Linked DNA regions of Mus musculus: region 2 is linked to region 1. The links are chromatin loops, found by intact Hi-C in ENCODE. Cell type or tissue: left cerebral cortex. All regions are shown on one strand.

The links. Hi-C counts contacts between places; a loop is a spot of excess contacts. Peaks named below come from ENCODE experiments on the same cell type or tissue, not always from the same donor. Only the 100,000 strongest peaks of a DNase experiment are listed, where the experiment ranks them.
Region 2: it touches region 1 in a loop (2.6-fold over the local background); 2 of 42 quality-filtered maps call a loop at or near these places.

Annotation. Positions count from the first base shown.
Region 1 is chr2:69,938,101-69,946,100 of GRCm38, forward strand. Ubr3 (ubiquitin protein ligase E3 component n-recognin 3) reads left to right here. Exons shown (of 39, transcript NM_177783.6): 8 at 1-212; 9 at 6,200-6,379; 10 at 6,914-7,047. Among named protein-coding and RNA genes, the nearest start is that of Ubr3, 45 kb to the left of the region's middle. In left cerebral cortex, no CTCF peak of the experiment used is centred here; DNase peaks (open chromatin) are centred at 3,728, 4,087 and 4,402; H3K27ac peaks cover 2,128 bases.
Region 2 is chr2:69,882,394-69,890,393 of GRCm38, forward strand. Mettl5 (methyltransferase like 5) reads right to left here and starts at 3,222. Exons shown (of 7, transcript NM_029280.4): 1 at 2,856-3,222. The coding sequence starts at 2,964. In left cerebral cortex, CTCF peaks have their summits at 1,732 (motif pointing left), 3,252 (motif pointing left) and 4,540; DNase peaks (open chromatin) are centred at 1,703 and 3,302; H3K4me3 peaks cover 1,583 bases; H3K27ac peaks cover 1,497 bases.

The DNA.
Region 1 (8,000 bases):
ATTTGTTCAGCATTATGCTTTTATTATGAAAACACTGAAGAAAAGTCACGAATCAGATACAATGTCCAACAGAATTGTGCATATTAGTGTTCAGTTGTTCAGCAATGAGGAGCTAGCCAGACAGGTGACAGAAGAGTGTCAGCTCCTGGACATCATGGTCACTGTGTTGTTGTACATGATGGAGAGCTGCCTCATCAAGAGTGAGCTGCAAGGTAAGCTCCAATTATGCCACTTGCTTACTATTAGTGACTTTGTGCAACAAGTTTTAAACACACTTGTATCCTTACAAATAACTTCTGAAATAGTGTAAAAGTAATACATATTAGGAAAGTAATTATTTGACGATTTGTAGTTTAAAGTTAAAGTCATTCCTAGTTTAGTCCTTCACAAATACCCGCTAACACTTTGCTGTATTTTTTCTATACTTTTATGTGCTATTATTTTACTTACTGATAGGAATTCTTTAAACAAGTGTTATCACAGTGTGCATGTATTTTAATAATTGAAGGTATTATCATGGCAAATCATGCTTTATTATTAAACATGCTCTATGTTTTGGTCCTTTTGTTTTAATTTTTGAGACGGTCTCATTATGTAGCTCTGAGTTTCCTGAAATTCACCATGTAGCCCATACAAGCTTCAGAGTCTCGAGAGCCATCTGCCTCTGCCTTCTGAGTGCTGGGATTAAAGTTGTGTGCCACCGTGTCCAGCGTATGCTCCTTTTTAATCATAAATTTGTTGCTGTCTGCCCTTGATATTTTTATATCATTATACTTAAAATTTCTTTGAATTGGAATAAACCTTGCCGTGTCTATATACCTTAGGAAGAACTTTTATCATCGTCTTTTATGCACAGTATATGGTTGTCACTTTTTGACCTACCGTTTCCACACATTTCCATTCTTGTTCCCTTCATCTACTTTCCCTTAATTCATGCCATTGAATACTTGCTGTGTATCAGGCACTGTGATTGAATGCTATAAATGTGTTGTCTTAGGTAAACTTCTGAAACCCTGAGATTACTACCTTCAGCACCTGTATTTTAAAGATAGATCCTAAAGTCTTTGGAAAGTTAAGTCATTTCCTACTGAATTAAATTGCCAACAAATGGCAGTGCAAAGAAGGATTTCATGTCTCCTATGTTAGAACTTTAATTCTGTGCCAGGACACAGACAGTTCCACACTGAAAGGCTGGAGCTAAACCTCAAAACAGGGGAGATGGCTCAGTGGGTGGTGTGTGCTACACAACACAAGCATGAGGGCCAGAGCTAAGATCCTCAGAACTCGCGGAAACGCAGTGGGTATGGTGGCCCTGTCTGAACCACTGGTTCCAGAAGTGGAGACAAGATAACACAGAGCAAGCTGGGTAGCAAGATAGACTACCCTCACCAGCAAGCTCTGGGTGTGAATAAGAGAGCCTACCTCAACGACTAAGGTGGAAGAGTGATTTAGGGTGATTCCCAACATCAGTCTCTGGCTTCCTTGTTTTGTGTCTTTCTGCTGCTTTGGGTATATCAATCATTTCCTGTTTTCTCATTGTACTTAGAAGTTGAGCTGTATCCTGAAAATTACATATGTTTTGTAAAAGACATAAAGCCTTATATGTAAGGATAGCTAACTAAGAATGATGGCTACTATCCTTTTAGCATTCACTGTAAATATAACTCCTCCTTTTAACCCTTGGCGTGCAGAGGCCAACTCTGAACTTGGAGCACGGAGCTCGTGGATTGGCTAATGACCTCCAGTGAGCCAGTGTTCTCCGCCTTGGGTCACAGATATGACTGCATGGCTACACCTGGCTTTTCATGTGGGTGCTGGCGATCCTTTATCAGGCCCTTAGGTTTTTGTAGCAAGCACTTTACCAGCTGAGTCTCTCCCAGACTCTTCCCCCAACAGCTGCTTAATTCATGAAGTGACCCTTTATTATTGCTAGTACAAAGAAAGCATTAATTTATTATTGTACAATATACTATTGATATTAAACAATACACCTTGTTTGCTTTTTAGAAGAAAATTAAAAACTCTTTTGTTTTATGGGTTAAATATATATATATCACTCTCTACCTTATTTCAGTGAGACAGGGTCTCACTGAACCGGAAGCTCACGTATCAGCTAGGCTGGGTGGCTCTGGGGAGTCACCTTTCTTTGTCTCTTAGCACTGAAGTTACAGACATGTGCAGTCCTACTCAGTTTTTTTATATTGGTACTGGGAATTTGAACTCAGGTCCTTACTGGCAAAAACAAGTGCTTGTGCCCACTGAAGTGTCTGCTCAGTCCATGTAGTCTATTTTCTTGACTAACTAACTGATTTAGCTGTTCTTATATATAGTTTCTATTTGGCCTTTAGAGAGGAGTATTCAGGAAAAAGATGGTGAGTTTGTCTCCCAGTTTTTAAAAAATAATTATCATATCAAAACAGTTCTTTATGAAAATGGTGTGACTTGTGTGTACAGGTTAAGTATATTACAGGAATTACATTATCTTCCAGCCAAATTCTAAAGTTGTCATTAGCAACTTTTAAGCTTTGTCATGATTTTTAACATTATCTTCAATAATAGCATACCATTTCATAATGCATATTTATTGCTTTCCCAAAAGTACTATAAAATTTGTACATTTTTATGTTAACAGTATTAGAATGTGTCTAAATTCCAGTGAGTAGTTACAGATACTACAAAGTCTGTTTTTAAATTTTTTTTAAATTCAAATAGCTTTTGCTTAGTCTTTGTAAGAATTGTTACTAGGCACTGTTCTATCTTATTTATTTAGTTTCTTACAGTATTTGAGATCAAATCCAGACTAGTCTATATCAGACATGTTTTAAAATGAGACACATCCGTAGCCTCTAGAGAACGTTTAAACATTGCTTTACTGTTAGTAAACATTAGAGACAATACAATGAGGATTCATAACAGCTAAAGAATAAAAGGAAAAAAAGCCTTCTGGCTAGGTCCAGAACCCCGTCTATATGTTCACTTTGTTATAGACATGGGTTTTGTTGTTGTTGTTGTTTTTGGTAGAGTTTTAAATTTGTGTTGTAACTCTTTTTTATGTCTTTGAAATTTTACAATTTTTACAGTTTGTGCATCATATAGCTATAGAAATATCTGCAGATACTGAAAAGCACTGATTAATCTTCTATCTTGTAAATCTGAGTATGTACCAGAATATGTAACATATTCTTTGGTTGCCTGTGTTTCTGACACATAGTATTAACAGGAAAACTCCACCAAGCTGGTGTCCTTTTCCATTATCTGGTGTGAGTGTATATATATGTACATGAACACGTTAGCATGTGTCTTGATACCAGAGTTGTCCAGCCTGTGAGCCTACACGTTATCTTGACTTTTGGTTAGCATCTATGGATTTAGCAAACATTCAAGACAGTTGCTTTTCCATCTTTGTCTTCACTCACTGTTAGTACAGTGTAGACACTCGCTCTCTGTGGCCATGCGCAGCATCTGGTCATCGTTACCCTCCATTAGTCATTCTCTATGCTGCACTGGACCTTATTATTACAGATGGCTGTGAGCCACCTCTCCAGCCACCACATTCTCTTTTTACTGTTCATTCCAGTCCAGTGGCTTTACCAACTTTTCAGATAAACTCTAAACCATCAGAGTTTATAGGGCTTTGTGGCCTCATTTATACATCTGCCCTCTCTCTGCAAGATGTATAATGCAAGATCATCATTTTCTCTGCCTTCCCTAGTTTGTGTAGTGAATCCTAACTCATGTTTCCTAGTATAGCTCTTAGCATAAAATGCTACTCTGGAGAGAGGCTGCCTTTGAATGTTAAATTAGCTGCATTTGTTCCTAAGACTCCATGTACTTCTCTTTTTATAGCCTTACCTCACTGTCTTCTTGGTGTGTATGTGGGGTGGGGGAGGAAGAATTTATCTTATCACTTTATTATCTAAGATGAGTTGAATACCTGACCTCAGACTTCAGGTATTCAGCAAGATTTTTGTTTGTTATATTTTGTTTTGTTTTATTTGTTGCTGTATTTTAAAAATGAGGTTTCTCTGTGCAGCCCTGGCTCTCCTGGAATTCACTCCATACACTAGGCTGGCCTTGAGATCTGCCTGCTTCTGCCTCCTGAGTGCCACTGCCTTCTGGCAATATGTACTTTCTGATGGGTGCATTTCATTTAACCCTGGATCATGGCTTTTTACATCTTTAGTGAGGAAAGTACCAACTTGGATTAAAAAAAGAAATTGTAATTGCTTTTTTTTTAAATGATTACAGGGTGTTTTTTCACAAGAACAGTTTTATTTAAAGTGGTGTTAGAGATTTTTTTTATTATTTCTGCTTATTCATTCTCTAGTTACAGTTAAGTAGGACAGCAATTCTAAATTTTATTTTTTATTTTGTTACTCCCAGCATCCTAGCACAGTGTCTCAGCAGTGTCATTGGCTCATCAGTTCCCACTGGCAGAGGTTTTTAGTCAGACCTTGCTTCAGAAGCTTGGGTGCATCTCCCCTAATGGAGTCGCTTAGTTTTTCCTTATTCTTACATTGGGAATCAGGGAGAAACAGGCCAAGTTGACTTATTTGGTATAATGTAAGAGTAGAGTATGATAATTTCATGGGCTAAAACATAAATTTAATGTGTAGAAATAAAGAAGTTTAATCCAGGCCCTCCTTACTGATGAGTTTGTCAAGTACATGGTTAGCTAAAAAGTCTGAATTAGATGAAGACTCATTTAAATGTGATACATTGGGGACTGGAGAGATGGCTCAGTGGTTAAGAGCACTGAATGCTCTTCTGAGGGTCCTGAGTTCAAATCCCAGCAACCACAAGGAGGCTTACAACCATTGTAATGAGATTTGATGCCCTCTTCTGTTGTGTCTAAAGACAGCTACAGTGTATTTACATATAACAATAAATACATTTTTTAGAGTGAGAAATTGTATTCATATTTAAATAGAAATAAACTTTTACTTTCTAGTCTTAAAAAAAGCTAGTCATGGTGCCTGTTGAGGTCAGGGGACAACTTAGTGGCATTAATTCCCTTCTCCCGATATGTGGATTCCAGGCTTGCACTGAGGTTATGTGGATTGCCAGGCTTGTGGGGCAAGCCCCTTCCCCTGCTTGATGTCACACCAATGCTCATTTTCCACTCTTTCAGTTTTGTGGGCAAGATGATTTTACAGTATGGTTACCTTGATTGGATTTCATCTTAATGTATACACACTGCATTTATAAATTTAATTTTCAATCTTTTTAAAGTAGAGTTAGTGTGTCTCCCTGAAATGATCTTGCTTTTCTGCCTTGAGTTTTTTTTTTTAAACTTGTGTATCTGCATGCATTTATTTTTATTGCATCTCAAAACATAATCTAGTTTTATAATACTTCTTACTATGAATTCATATTTTCCTTGTTTATAGACTCTGTTTAAATTTTATAATTAGAATAAAAAGAACAACTAGCAATAACAGAAAAGAATGGACTTTGGTAACTCTCTACCTCAGTATATACTAGAAAATAGTGCTGGCTTTGAACATTCTCTGTGTTTCTCAGTGGTAATGGATACTCTTTATTCCAGTGTGTTATTAAGATGGAGTAGGTTAAAAGGGCTAGTTTACTAAAAACTGGTGTTAATGACAGAAATTTTTATACAGCCTATTCCCATCAATCCAAAAAATAATTTAAACTTGGAGGATTTTTGAGAGAAGAGGCGTTAAAGAGGTTTCAGTGTTTTGTGTGTGCGTGTTTATTTCTGAGATACAGTGTTCGGTAAAAAAAAAATGCATTTACATATTCTTTGACTAAAAGAAGGCAATTAATCTGCTCCACTTGAGATCAGCAGACTTGAATGATTAGGTAGTATGAGATTAGCCTAGTGATAATTTTTTTGAGTGAAACAAAAAATAAATCATTAGAACCAAGAAAATAAGGTTTTATAAGCACACAGCTAGCTCGGGATCAGAATGAGGAGGACGTGTGGTATTACTAAGTACGTCCCAGTGCTCAGTGCTTTCTGTTAACACTTAGTCTGATTCCCGTGAGAAACACTCCCTCCTCTAGTTTAAGAATGAAGAGTTTGATCTAGCATCTGAACAGTATGTGCAGCCATACAGATTTTAAATGGTATGTTGGGGTTAGGATCCAAGTGTTTCTGATTCTAAGATGTGTAATAATATAATACATTGTTAGTGAAGTTGTTTTTAAAGAAGTGATTTTTGGACTTTTTTAGATGAAGAGAACAGTTTACATGTAGTGGTGAACTGTGGAGAAGCCTTACTGAAGAATAACACCTACTGGCCCCTTGTCAGTGATTTTATTAATATTCTTTCTCATCAAAGTGTGGCTCAGAGGTTTCTGGAGGATCACGGCCTGTTAGTTACATGGATGAACTTTGTGTCTTTCTTTCAAGGTAGGAATTACATTTTTCTTGTTTGTTCAAAAGTGTCTAATAGTAAATTATTAAATACAAGTAAAAATAATAGTATTGTACCATTAAGGTTATAAATCAGGTGTCTCATCCTTTGAATCAATTAGTATTTATAAGAACTTTAATATGTTATTTACAGCAACATAGCAAGGATTTATTAAGAAACATGCATTTTAAAACATTAATTTAGAAACTTAAAATCTATTTTCTCATATTTGTAACCTGTTTGTAACAATTTGGGCTAGCAACAATTACAATTGTTTTTTATTTTCTTGTATAAAAATAATAAATTTGTTTGTTGACATTTACAAAATGTTTCTTAGAAATGTTACCTTAAGACAGTTCTTAAAAAAAATGAGCCAACTGTGTTTGTATTTAATTGTAAGCTTATTTATATGTGTTCTGTATAATTGGTGCTACTTGTTTGAAACATGTTGAGTATAGGGAAGTGTTTGATTTTAAGCCACATACACGTGTCTATCTGACAAACCCACATGTACTTTCCTCTCTTACAAGGTATGAACTTGAACAAGCGAGAGCTCAATGAGCACGTGGAATTTGAGTCTCAGACCTACTATGCTGCCTTTGCTGCTGAGCTGGAAGCCTGTGCACAACCCATGTGGGGGCTTTTATCACATTGTAAAGTTAGGGTATGTCGGAAATGTTTTTGTTAATTTCTGCATTTTAAAAATAATGACTTAAGAAAGAAATCTGAGAAAATATCATATGTGCAGTATTTAATTTGATTTCAAATTGAATTCAAATTTATACTGAAATTCAAATAAATAAATCATCAGACTTTCCCAGCTGCCCGTTTTGAACAGTTGTTGACACTTCATAATAATCTGCCTGTGGTGTTATTGTTTCATTTTAACTCTTCTTGGTTGTCGTAGTTTGTATCTTTCAAAAGATAAAGACAGTCTTAAAAGTTTATAATTTTACACACATTTTTGCTATATAGCCCAGACTGGCCTTGAACTCTGTTTGTCTCACATGCTGGTCTTGAATTTTCAATCCTTCTGCTTCAGGCTGTTCAAATGTTGGCATTACAGGTGTGTGCTATCAAGATTGACTTAAAAATTATAATTTTAAGAATGTATGCACAAACTCATTTTCACACAACTTGCATTAGTTTAATAAGTCTTTAGAAAATCAGAAAGATTTCTCTAAATCAATTAAACTAGGGATTTCATGAAGATTTTCCTTCTCAGTAATAATGAGGTTTCTTTCCATCTATCCTTTAAATTTTATGTTTTTCTTTCAGCAGTTTTTTTGAGTCTGTTTTCTCCCATGAATTACCTATTTTCTAAATGCAGATCCCTTACAGCTTAGTGTAGTCTAATTCAAATTTCAAAGGTCAGATTATTTATGTTGATTCTTTAGGCATGTAAAATTTTCAAATTTCTAATAATTGTGTGTGTGTGTGTGTGTGTGTGTATGTATGTGTATGTGTGTGTGTGCGCGTGTGTGTGTGTGTGTGTGTATGTGTGTGTGTGAGGAGGGGAGTAGGAAGAGAGGGCGGGTAGCAAGCTGGGGTAGCAAGAGAGATAAAAGAACAGAGAGAGAAAGGACCGATAGAGAGACACACACAGAAACAGGAAGA
Region 2 (8,000 bases), 56 kb before region 1:
AAGAAGAAAAAGTGCTCAATGCCAAACCTAACAACCCAAGTTCAATCTCCAGGACCCATATAATGGAAGTAAAATAACCAATCCTACAAGTTTTCCTCGGACCGCTGATTGAAGGCTGAGACTTGTGCAATAAATAATAAACAACTGGACAGAGAACACTAACAAAAGGACACAGAATTTATTTGCAATGTTTGTCATCATCATACAGGTATCACAGACTTCTACATCCATGATATAGACTTAGAGATAATCTTTTTCAATTTTATTTTATATGTATTATTATTTTTATGTTTTGCCTGCATGGATGTATACCATGTGTCTGGTGCCCTCAGAGGCCAGAAGAGGGTATAAGATACCTCCAGGGATTGGAGTTACAGACCACTGTGGGTGCTGGGAATTGACCCCAGGTCCTCTGGAATAGCAGCTGCTGCTCCTAACTGCTGAGCCATCTCCCAACCCAAACTTAGACGTACTATCAATAAATACACATATTCATAATCTACAACAGAGACCTGATAACAGAACAAATAATTAGAGCAGAAGTAGCTGAGATCACATAGTTCTCAAAAACAAGACTCTCATATACACATTTTCTTAAACATGGAATAACACCAGCAAGTTTTCTTTGTGCATATCTGAACAAGAAAGACTCATAGCCATCACTAATGTCTGAGAATCCAGAACATTTATTTATAACAACCACTGAGATGGCTTAGCGGGTAAGAGCACTGCCTGCTCTTCCAAAGGTCCTGAGTTCAAATCCCAGCAACCACATGGTGGCTCACAACCACCAGTAATGAGATCTGATGCCCTCTTTTGGTGTGTCTGAAGACAGTTACAGTGTACTTAAGTATGATAATAAATCTTTAAAAAAAAAAACAAAAAAAAACAGCAAACAAAAATCCTATAGGGCTGGAGAGTTAGCTCACTGGGTTAGGAGCAGAGGGCCTGGATGTGATTCCTAGCATCCACATGTTGGTTCACAAACACCTGTAACCCAGGGGAAACAATACCCCCTTCTGAACTCCACAGGCACCAAGCACATATGTGGTACACACATATATACACATGCAGGAAAAACACATACACATAAAATAATAAATCTCTCTCTCTCTTTTTTTTTTTTTTTTTTTTGGTTTTTCAAGACAGGATTTCTTTGTATAGCCCTGGCTGTCCTGGAACTCACTTTGTAGACCAGGAGGCTGGCCTCGAACTCAGAAATCCGCCTGCCTCTGCCTCCCGAGTGCTGGGATTAAAGGTGTGCGCCACCACACCCGGTTAATAAATCTCATTTTTAAACCAACTCTGGGATAGTTAATTACTGTTGCAGGTACTTTGAAACTCATGTCGTGCACATTAGAAACTAGGTATGAAAGAACTGATTATGTATGTATGTATTTGTTTGCTTGTTTATTTTGAGACAGTGTCTGGTTATATAACCCTAGTTGGCCTGGCTATATGGTCCAGGCTGGTCTTGAATTCACAATGATCTACCTGCCTCTGCCTCCCAAGTGCAGGAATTAAAGGAATGTTCCAGCATACCTGGCCTCTACTTTTAATCTTTTAAAAATTAGGTTTTGGGGCCGGAGAGATGGCTCAGTGGTTAAGAGCACTGACTGCTCTTAAGGTCCTGAGTTCAATTCCCAGAAACCACATGGTGGCTCACAACCATCCATAACGAGATCTGGCGCCCTCTTCTGGAGTGTCTGAAGACAGCTACAGCATACTTACATACAATAAATAAATAAATCTTTAAAAGAAAATTAGGTTTCATTACAAACCTTACAACCAGAAGCTGTAAAAAGTCACAATGAGAAAACCAGGGACTTGTGTGGTAGTAGCTGGCTCAGTGTGTACTGTACTTACCCAGAAAGCATTAGAACCTGAGCTCATATACCCAGCAGCCATGTAAAAGGTCAGGTGTTCATGATTATAAACCCAGTGCTAGGAACACAGGACAGAAGGATCTCTGAGGCTTGCTGGTCAGCCAGTTTAGGTGAATGGGTAAGCTCTAAATACAGTAAGACCCTGGCTCAAACGTATGGAGAGCAACTGAGAAAAACACCCTATGTTGACCTCTACCCTCCATACACACAAGACACACGAACATACACACGCTAAATACATAGCAGACTAGTCTTAATCTGAACACAGTTCATTGCAAATCTGATTGGTGATATGACACTATTTTAGAATGAAAACCCATGGAGATTACATTGGCAGCTTACACACAGCCATTTTGGAACTGAAAGAGATTCCCTCTTGCAGGTACTCCCAACCAAAAGAACTTTACCAAGTCTTCCCTGCTACTCTGCTAAGGGTGTTACATATGAATGGATTCTGCTCTATTCTCTCCTACATTCTCAGTATCAATCTCTGGCACCAAGCAAGAGGTCATTTGTGAAGAAACGCTTCCTCAACTGTCCACAACCTGAAACTCGATTTCTAGTATTTGTCTCTAGGGCAGAAATACGTAACACGGGAAATACATGTCCTTGACTTCAGTACGAAGTTATCTGTATTAAGCAAATGTTTAATGAGCTCCTAACTAGTACATGACTCTCTAGACACCGAAAAGACTAACAAATTCCTTGCTCCTGAGAATTTACAGTGTGTTGAGAGAAACAAACAAACAAACAAACAAACAAGCTGTCTGATAATGCTAATGGACACTCAGAAAAAACAGTAAAATGAGTGGTTGGGTTCGGAGTGTCTACGCTGCAGTGTCAGAAAACTACTTTGTCTAAAGGTATGGTATGTCTCCAGAACTTCCTTATATCCAAATCGCTACTTATTTTCATCATGAACTGGACAGGATCAAGCCCCAAGAGGGCACGATGAACCAGCCGCCCTACCTGCAATGTGCGGCCTGGTGGGATACTGTTCTAGAAGTAACTTGGGCTTTTCGAATCCATCCACTTCTTGCAGGCGACTCTCTAGTTCCTTAAGCTTTAACTTCTTCATCGTTTTCTCTGTATTTTAAAGTTTGGGCTCCTGGGGCTTCACAGCACGGGAGCTGCAGGGAAGTCTACCTAACCCGAAACTCCCCAGCGGTGCAGGGTGGGGGTGGGGTGGAGGGTCGGGGACAGACTATTTAGGACTCAGCGAGGGGATCCCACGAGCCTCGCGGGGATCGCCGCCCGTGGAACCCAGACGCTCCAGGAAAGCACTCGTATGCCTCTAGCTGGTCCTCGCGGTCCCTCCCCGCAGTGCCGGAAGTACCGACACGCATGCACGCCCTCTGCCGGGCGCCGAGCTGCAACCTCTGCCGGGCTCCCTGGTTCCGACGAGGACCAGAGTGGTTTTTTTGGTCCGCGTGGGCGCCATCGGAAGAAGCGGTCTTCATCGGCGATCACAAACCAGCCTCCACCAAGCCCGGGAACGCCAGCTTTGTCTTGAGTATCTATAGACCTGCAAGGGATGGGGAGAGAGTTGAAGGCAATATGGGACACCAGGCCCGTGTCCACCCACGCCTCAGAAAGTAGCGGTCTACACCCACCTCTGCGTCCTTCTCCAGTCGAATGCTCGGCTTTAATCTTCCCGTCCTCGTTTTCTGAGGCTTCGAGTTTCTTAGCACTTACGGATGTCAGTGAAGCAAGAAGAAACGTCAAAAGAGATTTGAAAAGAAAGAATATTGCCGGCATGGGTAGTGTACATTTTAGTTCCTCATTCAGGAGGATCTCTGTGAGTTTGAGGATGGCCTGGTTTACAAAGTGAGTTCCAGACCAGCCAGGGCTACACAATGAACAGAGAATATGGTTGTGGTGTCAAACGTAGGAAACACTATGAAACTTGTTATTCTGAAAACAGAAGTTGTGGATTGTGGGGAAAAAATGGAAGTAGGCACATAGCAGCAAATTTTAAAAATAATTATAATTATGAAAAGAAGACTTAAGGTGACCAATGCCTAGTAAGCTCGAATGACTTTATTATTGCCATTAATAGTCGTATTTTATTTGAGCCCAGGGCTTTGTGCATGCCTGGCAAGCGACTACTGAACTGCATTCCTAATACCATTGCCACCATCACCATCATCAAGATATAAAGAGACAAGAGCATGTCTAATAATAAAATGTAGAGAATAGAAAGTGTTTAAAACACAGGAGTGGAGGTGATGGTGACTTAACACTTATAAGATATGCTGAAGAGACAATGACAGGTGAATCTCTGTGAGTTCCAAAGCCAGTCTAGTTCATGTAGAGAGTTCTAGACCAGTCAAGACTACATAGACCCTATCTCCCTGTCTTAAAAAAAAAAAAAAAAAAAAAAAAGCAGGCAAGATACAAGATACCCTGAAACCCACAAAGGAGAGAACTGATTCCTGAAGTTTATCTTCCAACCTTCCCCACACAGAAAATAATAAATCAAATAAAAATTTAAAATAAGAAAAAAGTATGTTCTTTTAAAACAAAGAAAAGGTCTTGGCCAGGCCATTAAGATCACGCTGTTCTTCCAGAGGACCTGTCTTCAGTCCATAAGGATGGCTAACAACCATCTCTAACTGCAGTTGTAGGGGATCTGATGTCCTCCTCTGGCCTCTGAAGGCACTGCATGCGTGCGGTGCACAAGCATACATGCAGGCAAACCACAGATACACATTTTAAAAATTCTTAAAGACAAAGAAAATATTGGATGCATTTACAATCTTGTTTGTTTGTTTGTTTGCGTGTTTATATTGAGACAAGGCTTTGCTACAAGTCCATAGCTAGGATGGCCCCAAACTCACAGAGAACTGCCTGCCTCTGCGTCAGTGCTGGGATTAAAGGTATCTACCACCATTCAGGGCACAGCTCCCCAATCTTGAGGGGTCAGGATCCAGTACTTAAATACAAGATTGCCCTCAATAGGATGATTTCTCTTTTTATTATTTTTAAAGGAGTAGAGAGCTGATGAAGTTGAGAATGTATCTAAGATTATTTTCTATGAAAAGTACATTTCACAGTTACCAGAATGAAATGAGTTACTATATATAAAATCTTTAGCACATTGAGCTAGTACATTAAGCTCTTTTTCTTGTACCAAATGTCTTGCTAATATTAGTTGGTGATGTGTTATCTGTTGGTAAGAAAGGATGGATGGATGAAACTAGTTAGGTCCCTCTCCTCTTTCCCTCTCCCTCTCCCTCTCCCTCTCCCTCTCCCTCCCCCTCTCCCTCTCTGCCCCCTCTCTCTGCCCCCTCTCTCTCCCCCCTCTCTCCCCCCTGTCTCCCCCTCTCCCCAAAAAACAAAAACAAAAAAGAATTTTATGTGTATAGGTGTTTAGCCTGTGTTATGTCTCTGTACCATTTGCATGCCTGGTGCCTGCAAAGTTCAGAAGAATGCATTAGGTTCCCTGGAACAGGAGTTGTAAGCTACCACGTGGATACTGAGAATTGAACCTGGGTCCTTTTGAAGATCAGCCAGTGCTCTTAACTACTAAGCCATTTCTACAATTGCAGCATCTACTTTAAATATATAATTCCTTCCTCTAAACAGGTCACCATGTACTTGGAGAAACTAAAAAATCAAACATTTGAAAAATTCAGGAGCAACCAATAGCATCTCTTCAACATATCTAAAACTTAAATAAATGTTGAAAAAGTTTTCTAAAAAAATGCAAGTTTAAATATTATTATGAAAATAATCTTGATTTTTATAGACTTCTTGAAAGTACTTTGGAAAGAAAAAGAAAAGAAAGAAAGAAAGAAAGAAAGAAAGAAGAGAAAGAAGAAGAAAGGAAGGAAGAAAGAAAGAAAGAAAGAAAGAAAGAAGAAAGAAAGAAAGAAAGAAAGAAAGAAAGAAAGAGGAAGGAAGGAAGAAAGAAAAGGAAGGAAGGAAGGAAGGAAGGAAGGAAGGAAGAAAGAAAGAAAGAAAGAAGAAAGAAAGAAAGAAAGAAAGAAAGAAAGAAAGAGGAAGGAAGGAAGAAAGAAAAGGAAGGAAGGAAGGAAGGAAGGAAGGAAGAAAGAAAGAAAGAAAGAAAGAAAGAAAGAAGAGAAAGAAGAAGAAAGGAAGGAAGAAAGAAAGAAAGAAAGAAAGAAAGAAGAAAGAAAGAAAGAAAGAAAGAAAGAGGAAGGAAGGAAGAAAGAAAAGGAAGGAAGGAAGGAAGGAAGGAAGGAAGAAAGAAAGAAAGAAAGAAGAAAGAAAGAAAGAAAGAAAGAAAGAAAGAGGAAGGAAGGAAGAAAGAAAAGGAAGGAAGGAAGGAAGGAAGGAAGGAAGAAAGAAAGAAAGAAAGAAAGAAAGAAAGAAAGAAAGAAAGAAAGAAAGAAAGAACAGGATTCCGCTAAGGTCTGATGACCTGATGACCTTACTTTAAGAATTTGTTACTGCCCCGGTGGTGGTGGTGGCGCACGCCTTTAATCCCAGCATTCGGGAGGCAGAGGCAGGCGGTTTTCTGAGTTTGAGGCCAGTCTGGTCTACAAAGTGAGTTCCAGGACAGCCAGGGCTATACAGAGAAGCTCTGTCTCGGAAAACTAAAACAAACAAACAGACAAACCCAAAACCCGAACCTGAAGGTCTGAAGTCACAGTGGCGGTAATAGCATCCTTTTTACCTTTTTAGATAATTACAATGGATACCATGCTTCTAGAAGTCTACAAGGTCCCAGTTAGAAGCACTGTATTCTATCTGATGGTGGCTATGGAATTTTGTCACACATCCAGTGTCCCTCCTTCCACCCCTGGTTTCTGGGAACCATCACCTTAGGTTAATGTGGAGAGCTTTTTGGGACTGCTTGGTAGGAATTTGACTTTGGGCCAGGACAAGGAAGTAGGCTCGGGAAGGAATCTGATTTTAGGCTAGAACAAAGAAGTAGGCTTCAGGCAAAAATGTGACTTTGGGCTAAGACCGGGAAGTAGGCTCAGATATCTTGGTCATCTTGAGAAGCCCTTAGAAACAGCAATCTCAGGACTCTGTTTATTGCCTTGCTAGTTCCTTGACTATTTGTGTTTATTGTCTTGCTTGTTCCTTAACCTTGACCTTACTACTTGCATGTAAATAAAATGGTGTAAAAGCAGACTGGGAGAAAATAAACCCTCCTCAGCCTTAGAACTGGCTGGGATCATGCTACAATGTTGTCTAATTGATTTTTCTTTTTAACCTTTGCTCTTGCCCTGGAGAACCTGTTGACTGACTTGAGCTGGCTTGGTCAGGTTTATACAATTTGTGTACAAAAATATGAATCTTGGAAGATCATCATGGGCAATCCTTCCAGAATTCTGGTTATGTGTCAAAATAAATTAAAAACACCTGCTGAAGGACAGCCAAGCGTTTACAACAGTGTGAAAGAGCAATGCACAAGATAGCCAGACCTCTTTCAACCTGTTACCTGGTGTTAGAAATGATCTGAACATAATTAAAACATGCCCTGTCCTTGTATATCACCAGTAAAGCATTTCACATTCATCAGTTAAAAGTGATATGTAATTTAAAGTTTTCTCAATATTTCTCTTAATGGATCACCAAATGATAACCCAAATAAGGGACTGGAGAAATGGTTTCAGGACAGCGGGCTTCATAGAGAAACCCTGCCTGGAAAAAACAAAATAAAATAAGTAAAGACACACAATAACTAAAGCCAGTGAGAGCCCAGCACCCAGCTTTAGAGAGGTGGGAGCAGGAGCAGTAGGAACTTGGGGCTATACTTGGCTACATATGGGATTTAAAATCAGGGAGGACTTCTGTAATACCTCATCTTAAAACAACAAAACAAACAACAACAAAACAAAAAGAATAAAAAAACCAAAACCCCCAAACAAACAAATGTTTCCTGGAAAGCTGGGAGTCTCCTGAGTCACTGTAGATTGTAAAATATTTCCACCTCTTTGCTGCTTTCTTGTTCCTCTGTTGTCTCACTCTGTAGCCCAGGTTGACTTAGAACTATCTTTTCTCCAGCTTCAGTCTCTTATAATGCCGGTGTTGTAGGGATGTGCACAATGCCTGGCTTTTTCTTATGAAATGTCAGTTTATCACCTGGAGAGATGGCTCAGAGGTTAAGAGCACTGATTGCTCTTCCATAGGTCTTGA